Linked DNA regions of Mus musculus: all the other regions are linked to region 1. The links are chromatin loops, found by intact Hi-C in ENCODE. Cell type or tissue: heart. All regions are shown on one strand.

The links. Hi-C counts contacts between places; a loop is a spot of excess contacts. Peaks named below come from ENCODE experiments on the same cell type or tissue, not always from the same donor. Only the 100,000 strongest peaks of a DNase experiment are listed, where the experiment ranks them.
Region 2: it touches region 1 in a loop (5-fold over the local background); 2 of 42 quality-filtered maps call a loop at or near these places.
Region 3: it touches region 1 in a loop (17-fold over the local background); 36 of 42 quality-filtered maps call a loop at or near these places.
Region 4: a loop joins it to region 1, with 9 times the contacts of the local background. A loop is called at or near these places in 32 of 42 quality-filtered maps.

Annotation. Positions count from the first base shown.
Region 1 is chr2:39,371,910-39,374,409 of GRCm38, reverse strand. No RefSeq gene overlaps it. Among named protein-coding and RNA genes, the nearest start is that of Ppp6c, 150 kb to the right of the region's middle. In heart, no CTCF peak of the experiment used is centred here; a DNase peak (open chromatin) is centred at 1,139.
Region 2 is chr2:38,795,879-38,798,378 of GRCm38, reverse strand. All of the region lies in intron 3 of Nr6a1 (nuclear receptor subfamily 6, group A, member 1), which reads left to right. Among named protein-coding and RNA genes, the nearest start is that of Nr6a1os, 19 kb to the left of the region's middle. In heart, a CTCF peak has its summit at 1,097 (motif pointing left); a DNase peak (open chromatin) is centred at 1,098.
Region 3 is chr2:39,277,148-39,279,647 of GRCm38, reverse strand. No RefSeq gene overlaps it. Among named protein-coding and RNA genes, the nearest start is that of Ppp6c, 52 kb to the right of the region's middle. In heart, a CTCF peak has its summit at 1,253 (motif pointing left); no DNase peak of the experiment used is centred here.
Region 4 is chr2:39,267,266-39,269,765 of GRCm38, reverse strand. No RefSeq gene overlaps it. Among named protein-coding and RNA genes, the nearest start is that of Ppp6c, 42 kb to the right of the region's middle. In heart, a CTCF peak has its summit at 1,228 (motif pointing left); no DNase peak of the experiment used is centred here.

The sequences.
Region 1 (2,500 bases):
TTAGTTTTACATTTTTATATTAATGTTTTAATTACTCCTGTGCTGCCTGTGCCCTGGACTACTCTATGTCTGACTCTACCTGCCCTTGGGGGTAGGAGGTGAGGTGGCCCAGAGTCAACAACACAAACTCTGGAAGCAGATAAGAAATTGTGCAGCAAGCTCTTTTAATACCCTCCACCCATACCCCACTGGTCCCAAGAAATATTTCTTCTAAACAGCAGTGTCCAATTGGCAGGCATTGTCTGTACCAGCAACCCTTGGTCTCTCAGGCAGTCCTCACTTAGATCCTGCAGGTGATGCTTTTGCAGCTGTGCCCCCTCCCCCTACCCCTCCCTGGCATTTGCATAGAGGTGGCACTGCCATTCCTGCTACTATTCTTATCTGCCTGGTTTCTCTGGTTTCTTCATTTCTCATGAATGTTCTCATGGGATAATAAAGTTTGAGCTTATACTGTGCACCCAGAAAGGACACACTATAATGTCTGCGATCACACACTCATCTTAGGTGTCAATTACTGAAAATCGTATTTTGGAACAGAAAGTTTCTTTCTGTTTCTGTTTAGCCTAGAACTATTTACATAGACCAGGATGTTCACTCCCTGATATCTACCTGTCTCTGCCTTCCTCCTTGAGTTCTCAGACTAATAGTGGGCCACCACCATAACAGGCTGTTTCTTCGTTCCTTTTAGTTTGTTATAAATTATGCTATATGTTTATAGAATGTATGACATCTGGCATGATTTGTAGAATAAGAACTTTTACCTGGGTACTTGGAGACAGTATTCTATTGGACTAGACAGAAGACACTAGTCTGAGTTGTCCAGGGATATTCAGTACCCTGGCTTCCCTAGCATTGATAATATGTTTGAAAGTCCTTTGTTTGGACTTTTTCCAGGTTGAGGGGTGAGCATGAATCTCACTGGACATCAAGTGTGCCTTTCCTTATGACTAAGATTGGGCTTCCTTTTGAGACAAGAAATGTTCTTGTGATGAGGGTGACTCAGATTTCTTCCTACTCTCAGACGAGCAAACTAAGGCAACTACGTGAAAAGACACTGCTCAGGTGCAATAAACTCTTGCTTCCACAAGGTGGCACCCCTGATCTAGTATGCACATCCTCATTTCTTCAGGAGACGCGCATGGCGACATTTGGCCAGAAGAGGTCGCAGCAACACCAGCCTTCTGTTTTCCTGCTTGCTGAATGAGACTACCACTAAGTGGCAACCACCCTAATGGACAGCAGAGGGCTGTGGTCAGAATGGAGTCATTTAATTTAAGTCCTGTTGCTACTATGAATTAGAAGTTGACATAAGGCCCTATTCCATCATTATTATGGTGAAGATTTTTGTTGATATTAATATAAACACTATTATGTGAGTGTGGTGTGTGTGTGTGTGTGTGTGTGTGTGTGTGTGTGTGTGTGTACTTATATAAGAATAAAAAAGGCTGAGAGAATTCATTTTACCTGAAGATAGTATAACACTTAGGAAAACCCCAAGGATCTCATGAAAACTCCATTATCAACATCAAGGAAAGTTTTCAAGCTGATTGACCATTAATTATTATGCATGAATTGACGAAAAAAATGAAAGCAAAAGCATATGCTAATGAATACTGAACAAAAAGACTAGATGTATATTTAGTTCTTAAATTTATTTTTGTTTTACTCAGTGTGTGTGTGTGTGTGTGTGTGTGTGTGCTACTATGTTTCTTGCAGATACATAAAAGCATGACTGTCTCTGTGACACGAACAAAATTAAACTGCACTAAGAGATGAAGAGAAATGATAGGAGAGGTGAGAAAAGGGAGGATAATAGTGTGTGTGGGGGGGGTGAATATGCCCAGCATACAGCAATACTTATATGAAAATTACACACACACACACACACACACACACACACAAGTATGCAGTAGCAGCAAAGCATTCCTTAGGTAAAAGAATTTGCTGTACCCTATAGGAGAAACAACAGTATGAACTAACCAGTACCCCCAGAGCTCGTGTCTCTAGCTGCATAAGTAGCAGAAGATGGCCTAGTCGGCCATCACTGGGAAGTGAGGTCCTTTGGTATTGCAAACTTTATATGCCCCAGTACAGGAGAATGCCAGGGCCAAGATGCAGGAGTGGGTGGGTAGGGAGGGCGGGGGGGGGGGGGGGGTAATAGGGAACTTTCGAGATAGCATTTGAAATGTAAATGAAGAAAATATCTAATTTTTTTTAAAAAAGGAATTTGCTGCTGCACAAGAATAATGCCTGAATTCAATCCCTGGGAGCCGTGGTGGAAGCTAACTGAAAATTGTGGTACACAATACATGCAGATACACACGCATACAATAACAGATAAAAACTTTGAAAATTAATAAGCATTTGCATGTGGAGGACCAAGTGTCAGGAGCTGGAGATGGGGCTCCCCTCCAATATTCACTTGCCCCTAAAAGCCCCAGATCACAGATTAGGCCAGGCTAATGTATCCTAGAGTGTGGCAGACAGATGATAGACAGAC
Region 2 (2,500 bases), 580 kb after region 1:
CCTGGCTTTTTCCTTTGTTTTTGAGACAAGGTTTTTCTGTGTAGCCCTGGCTGATCTGGACCTATACCAGGCTGGCCTCAAACTTAATTCACCTGTCTCTGCTTTCCCAGTGCTGTGATTAAAGATGTGCACCACCACTGCATGACCTAGTGGTTTCTTTTTGCTCTCCTTACTACCTTGCTCTGCTAATGTGAAGCTGAGCTTGAACATTTGTGGTCATGGCTTGGGGGATGATTTAGTGGGTCAAGTATTTGTGAGTTCAGATACTCTATGAAAGTCAGCACTTACGAAATCTAGGCCTGCCATGTATATAATGTAATCCCTGGCTGAATATCAGCGAAAGGAAGAACACGGTCTCACTGGCCAGCCAGTCCAACTAAAACAGCAATCTCAAGGTCCAGTGAAAAGTTTTGTTTTGTTTTTTGAGACAGGTTCTTTGTCTGTAGCCTTGTCTGCTGTCCTAGTACTCTTTATGTAGACCGATTGCCTATGGGATTGTAGGCGTGGTATGTATATATGTATGTGTATATATATTCATGCTAGTAAGACTGTTTTTAAAACAATGGTGATAGTATTGAGAACTAAATCCCAACTTACACATGTGTCTATGTAGTTCATGCCTGTATAGCTCTTCTATCATGTGTACCCCACACCCACAGATACATATAAATATCTATGGTAGATCAAGGGGTTTGCCCCTTTCATTCTTTTTTTTTTTTTTTTTTTTTTGTAGCAAAAAATGGAAAAGTAGATTCAAGTGTAAATGGACTCTCTAGTCTCTTTGGTTAGGGATCCAGGAATTTTTGCTGCTAGTAAGATTCAATTTAATATAGGTATACCACATATATTATGGCTAATAGTATATATGTATGTGGATGTTAGTCTCATTTTTCCATTACAGTGCCAGTACACAGTGTTAGGTGCTGTTAGGTCTAAGTTTCTGTTGTATGGTCTCAGAGAAACTAGGGTCTGTTCTACAGCGCAGTTGTTACCATGCTTTGTCGAGTTTGCCTTTGTGATCTGATCATGACTTTCCATTCTTCAATTTGAGTTCTGCATTTTGAAGCTTCGCTTATGTGGGAAATGCTGCCCTCTGCTGGTAGGCTGAAGAACACCCACAACAGTGTGAGTAAGTTGATCACTGGGACCTGGCAAAGTTATGGAGTCATAAGTACTTTTTTTTTTTTTTTTTTTTTTTTTTTTAGTATCCATGACCTGATCCCAAGACTTATTCATTTGAAAATTATTCAGTAGGCATTAGAAAACCCCCAAGCAGAACACAGAAATTGCAACATTGAAAGATCTATCTCATATAGTATAGGGCTAACCTCTTATTCACAAACTGAGTTGTTAGAAGTAGAGATGAGAGCTGGAGAGATGGCTAAATGGTTAAGAGCAGGACCTTCTGCTCTTCTGAAGGTCCTGAGTTCAAATCCCAGCAACCATATGGTGGCTCACAACCATCTGTAATGAGATCTGATGCCCTCTCCTCGTGTGCCTGAAGACAGCTACAGTGAACGTACATATAACAGTAAATAAATCTTTTAAAAATTTTTTTCATAAAAAATAGAAATGAATTCCTTGGATATTATTACTGTTAGTGAAGAGTTGGGGAAAGGGACTACCCAAATGACTGACAGCCCAGCTAAAGTCTAGAATGAGAGTGTGTAAGGAGACTGGACAATGTGTGGTAGTCTGGTTTCTTACCTCATTTCCTCATCTTGGCTATTCCTCTAAAGTTGTGTCATTGTTATGCATTCATCTTTGAGAGAAAGAGCGAATACTTCTGTAAGAAGTAATGGGACTCTTGAGCTATGGGATACGTACAGTTTAGCTGCCAGAACTGTAAAACATATCCATTTTCTCCAAAGTAAAATAAAATAATCACACTATTTGCCAGTCTAATGAGTGGTTTATGGTTCCCTCTTATCGCCCCCCACCCCTGTGTGTGTGTGTGTGTGTGTGTGTGTGTTTGTGTGTGCGAGAGCGTGTGCGTGTGTGTGGTTACTGTAAGGTAAACCTAGGTGCCCTACCACTCAGCTACATTCCTAACTAGAGAAACAGTTGGTAAAAGCTGAAAGTGATTTTTTCATTGTATACACACTAATTTTTTAAAAAGAAATTTATTTATTTAGCTATTCTGGAACTCACTTTGTAGACCAGGCTGGCCTTGAACTCAGAAATCCTCCTGCCTTTGCCTCCCGAGTGCTGGGATTAAAGGAGTGCGCCACCACTGCCCAGCAAGAAATTTATTTTTAATTACATGTACGTGTATATTTGCGTGAAAGTGATGGGGCCCTGCGATGCCAGAAGAGATATCCTGGAGCTAGAGTTAAAAATGGCTGTGAGCCCTCTAATGTGTCTACTGAGAACCCAACTCAGGTCCTCGGGAAGAAGAACAAGTTCTCTTGAGCTACCCAGCCATCTTTACAGCCCTGACAAACCGATCTTTTGTAAGAGGTCTTTCCATGGACACATTCTTTGTCCATTAGTGGTTTTG
Region 3 (2,500 bases), 95 kb after region 1:
GGTACCTGAGTGCTGGCACCTCAGACCCACTCAGCCCTACCAAGTTTCCTGGCATGGTCCACTATCCCACAACTCATGAAGCAAAGTCAGGTGGATCTCTGTGCATTTGAGGCCATTCTGGTCTACAGAGTGAGATCTAGAACAGCCAAGGATACATATAGAAGCCTTGTCTTAAACAAATGAAAGAAGACAGAAAGACAGACAGACAGACAGACAGACAGACAGACAGACAGACAGACAGACAGAAAGAAAGAAAGAAAGAAAGAAAGAAAGAAAGAAAGAAAGAGAAAGGAAGAGGGGGGAGGGAGGGAGGGAGGGAGGGAGGGAGGGAGGGAGGGAGGGAGGGAGAGACCTATTCTTGTAGCATATTGAGATTTAGAAACAATTTGTTTCCTTAACAACAATCTGACTCCTGTTCTAGTTTCACACTTGTATATTTGATACATGAGGCTACCCTCCAATTCTGGAAACTTGGTGATGGCCCTACCCTTGGTCCTTGGGCAACAATGGCTGGAAATTTGATGAAAGTTGGGGAGATCTTATGGCTTTTCTTGGCATTGAAGTTGGTGATTTAAAAATAAAACAACCTTTTTTTTTGTTAATTCCCAATCTAAGTGTGCAAATTTTACAAATTGGGATGTTTAACACTTTCCTAACAGGACCTATAGAGTTCTTATTGCTGTTTTAAAGCCTTCGATGTGGCCAAAAAACAATGAGGACAACGTTTGATGCAACAATAGAGAACTATTCTCACAGTAAACAATATGGAAGCACCTTTTAAATAGGGCCACTGATCCAGGACTGCCAACTCCCACATGCCACAAACACTACTAGCACTGTCAAATGACCTGAGGCAGCTCCTCAGGGTCTCCAGTGGCTTCTCCTACTCCCTCACCAGGCAGCCACTTCATTAGTACCTTGTATGCATTTCATGAACTTGACCCTGACTCTCATCCCCCAGTCTTGTCAACCTTGACACTGCATCACAGTGCATACACACATATGATAAAGGTCCTCTGAGTGGACTTCATTCCTCATGGGAAAACTTCTGTGCTCAGATGATTGACACAATTACATTTTCATTATATACTTAGATCATTGTGAAAAATCATGTATAATTAGAATTCCAGGTACTTGAAATATTTGCTGTTTCAAATTAAAATGCTGAAAAATAAAGCAATGTCTATGTATGGCTCTAAAAATGCCTCAGGAATATTTTCAAATGTCTTTAGAATGGAATAAGGACGACATCTGGTGGCAGTCATCATGATCTGATTTTCTATATCAGAAGGTTTTAAATGCAAATCTAACAGACTATAATTTGAGGTGGTTACAGCAAATGATCTGATCAAATGATCTGACCAAGTTTTTCATTTTAGAATGTAAATCATTTGAAATTCCTTAAATAAAAATATAATATTGAGAGATGGATAAAACAACTTTTGACAATTATTTGATATTCCAACTCTTCATATGTGAACTTTTGATTACTTACATATAAACTCCAAACTACTTGTCAATATAAAAAACATTTCTTTTCTCCCTAGATCACATGGAGCTAGGATTTAATTTTCTAAATTATTAGAATAAGATTTTCTTAATCATGACATTGCTAGTATCAGGGAAATTATGAGTATTTGCCCAGGGGAATTCAAAGGAAAGGTTTCATCTGTCATTGCAATCATGGCTCATTGATGGCTGATTGCTGAATTGCTCAACATGCTATCTATTTTTAATAAAACAAGAACAATGAATAATGAGTTTTTTCCTCTGTTCTAAGACTACATAGATTCTTATACATAAGTAAAAACAACTTCAGTGTACAAGGTGCATAATGAAATATTAACTATTAAGATGCTTTCTACAGCATGTTAACAAATATCTCAAAGCTGACCTATAAAATAGATATACTTACCATTCAGTGGAAGAAAGACAGCATTTTCAACAAATGATGCTTGCACAACTGGTGGTTATCACGTAGAAGAATTCGAATCAATCCATTCCTATCTCCTTGTACTAAGGTCAAATCTAAGTGGATCAAGGAACTCCACATAAAACCAGAGACACTGAAACTTATAGAGGAGAAAGTGGGGAAAAGCCTCGAAGATATGGGTACAGGGGGAAAATTCCTGAATAGAACAGCAATGGCTTGTGCTGTAAGATTGAGAATTGAAAAATGGGACCTCATGAAACTGCAAAGCTTCTGCAAGGCAAACGACACCGTCAATAAGACAAAAAGACCACCAACAGATTGGGAAAGGATCTTTACCTATCCTAAATCAGATAGGGGACTAATATCCAATATATATAAAAAACTCAAGAAGGTGGACTCCAGAAAATCAAATAACCCCATTAAAAAATGGGGCTCAGAGATAAACAAAGAATTCTCACCTGATGAATACCGAATGGCTGAGAAGCACCTGAAAAAATGTTCAGCATCCTTAATCATCAGAAAAATGCAAATCAAAACAGCCCTGAGATTCCATCTCACACCAGTCAG
Region 4 (2,500 bases), 100 kb after region 1:
TCTAGACCAGTCCATGACTGAATCAGAATAACTGGTCACATTAAAGGAAAGAGAAGAGTGATTATTAATTCTCTATTTGATTAAATTTTTTTGAAGGCAGTTTCCACAGTCACCATGTTCTCTGTCCTATAAAGTCTAAAAGCTTGAAGCAAGGCAGCTTGTCCAGTCTGGGATACAGGCAAGCAAAGGTGGGTTAGGAAAATATGTCCAATAAAGCTTTCCTGTCACCATTGTCAAGGCACTCAGAAAGCTCACAGGTCAGCATCATTCTTTCTCCCATCATCAGCATGTCACACCAATCACTCTGGCAGTTAGCACGCTCCTTCAGCACCCTGTAGAAAAAGCACAACATGCCATCTTCCCCATATCAAATACCTGATCAGGATCATGCCTTGTGCCAGTATGTGGCTCCTTCCATTTCACCTAGGCATAAGTATGCCTGGTTGTAAGGTACCATAGACACTCAAAGAGTTCCTTGATATCCAAATTTTAAATTTTAAAATAAAAAGAGCATGATTTAAATAATTGTGTGGTGTATGGGGATATAACTCCCCCTTTTTATTTTATGAAGATATTGTTTTAAACTTCCACAATACCTATTTCTCAATATTTTGTCCTTGAGGATTATAAAGAATCCCAGTAGTATGAGTAATATTAAATTGTCAACAGAAAGTCTCAAATGCTTGACTGCAATAGCCAGCTCCATTATATGTTTTAATCTGGTTGGGAACACCCAGTATAGAAAAAAAATAACCCACAAGCAATGAATAAGCATTCTTCCAGTAGGAGCCAGAGAGGAGGCAGGACATCTGATCTCCTCCTGTCCCTAGGAGAGCTCTGAAACATCTTACATGTATTTTCCTTCTCCTCAGCCAAAGCATCCCTGGGTAGATGGGGGAGAACTGTTTTTCTCAAACCCATTCTCTCTTGTGTCTAGGGATTAGCTATCTCCAATTGGGGTACAAAGACTTAAAACTTCTATGAGAATTATCTTTACTTCTCTAGATTTTATCTAGTTACACTTCAGTAATTGTCACAGTTTTCTGTGCCCTCTCTAAGAAAGATCAGAATAAAGCAGACTCAGATAAAGAGAGAACAGAGAGGTGGGATGCTAAGTTGCAAGCTATGGAACAGAAATTAGACTATACATTAAATCAAAATGCACAGGTTTCTCTAGCTAGGTCAGGGGAATTCAATCTAGAGCCTACAGTGCCACCTTGTGAGGAGATTGCAGAATGGCAGTCCAGACCTACTAGCTTTCCCAGATAACTTCAGATGGGAGAAACCCATAAGATTATGACAAATTGGGACACCCCCAAAGTCCCCAGAGCACTCTCCACGGGATCTTAGGACCTCTGGTGAGTGGAACACAACTTCTGTTCCAATCCAATCGTGCGGGACCTGAGACAGCATTAATTGGGGAAGCAGAAAAACCGGACTGACCAGGGTCACAAGTCCCTTCCAGTCGGCCCCAGCAACGGGTCACCTAGGGCACAGAGTATGTGGACACCCCCAAGGTCTCCAGAGCACTCTCCACGGGATCTTAGAACCTCTGGTGAGTGGAACACAACTTCTGCCAGGAGGCAGGTTCCAACGCCAGATATCTGGGCACCTTCCCTATAAGAGGAGAGCTTGCCTGCAGAGAGTGCTCTGACCACTGAAACTTAGGAAAGAGCTAGTCTCCCAGGTCTGCTGATAGAGACTAACAGAATCACAAGAGGAACAAGCTCTAACCAGAGACAACTATAACAACTGACTCCAGAGATTACCAGATGGCGAGAGGCAAACATAAGAATCTTACTAACAGAAGCCAAGACCACTCACCATTATCAGAACGCAGCACTCCCACCCCACCCAATCCTGGGCTCCCCAACACACCCGAAAAGCTAGACCAGATTTTAAAAGCATATCTCATGATGATGGTAGAGGAAATCAAGAAGGACTTTAATAACTCACTTAAAGAAATACAGGAGAACACTGCTAAAGAATTACAAGTCCTTAAAAAAAAAAAGATGAAAACACAATCAAACAGGTAGAAGTCCATAAAGAAAAACAAGAAAACACATCCAAACAGGTGATGGAAATGAACAAAACCATACTAGACCTAAAAAGCGAAGTAGACACAATAAAGAAACCCGAAAAGGAGGCAACGCTAGAGATAGAAACCCTAGGAAAGAAATCTGGAACCATAGATGCGAGCATCAGCAACAGAATACAAGAGATGAAAGAGAGAATCTCAGGTGCAGAAGATTCCATAGATAATATCAGCACAACAATCAAAGAAAATGCAAAATGAAAAAAGATCCTAACTCAAAACATGCAGGAAATCCAGGACACAAGGAGAAGACCAAACCTACAGATAATAGGAGTAGATGAGAATGAATATTTTCAACTTAAAGGGCCAGCAAATATCTTCAACAAAATAATAGAAGAAAACTTCCTGAACCTAAAGAAAGAGATGTCCATGAACATACAAGAAGCCTACAGAACTCCAAATAGA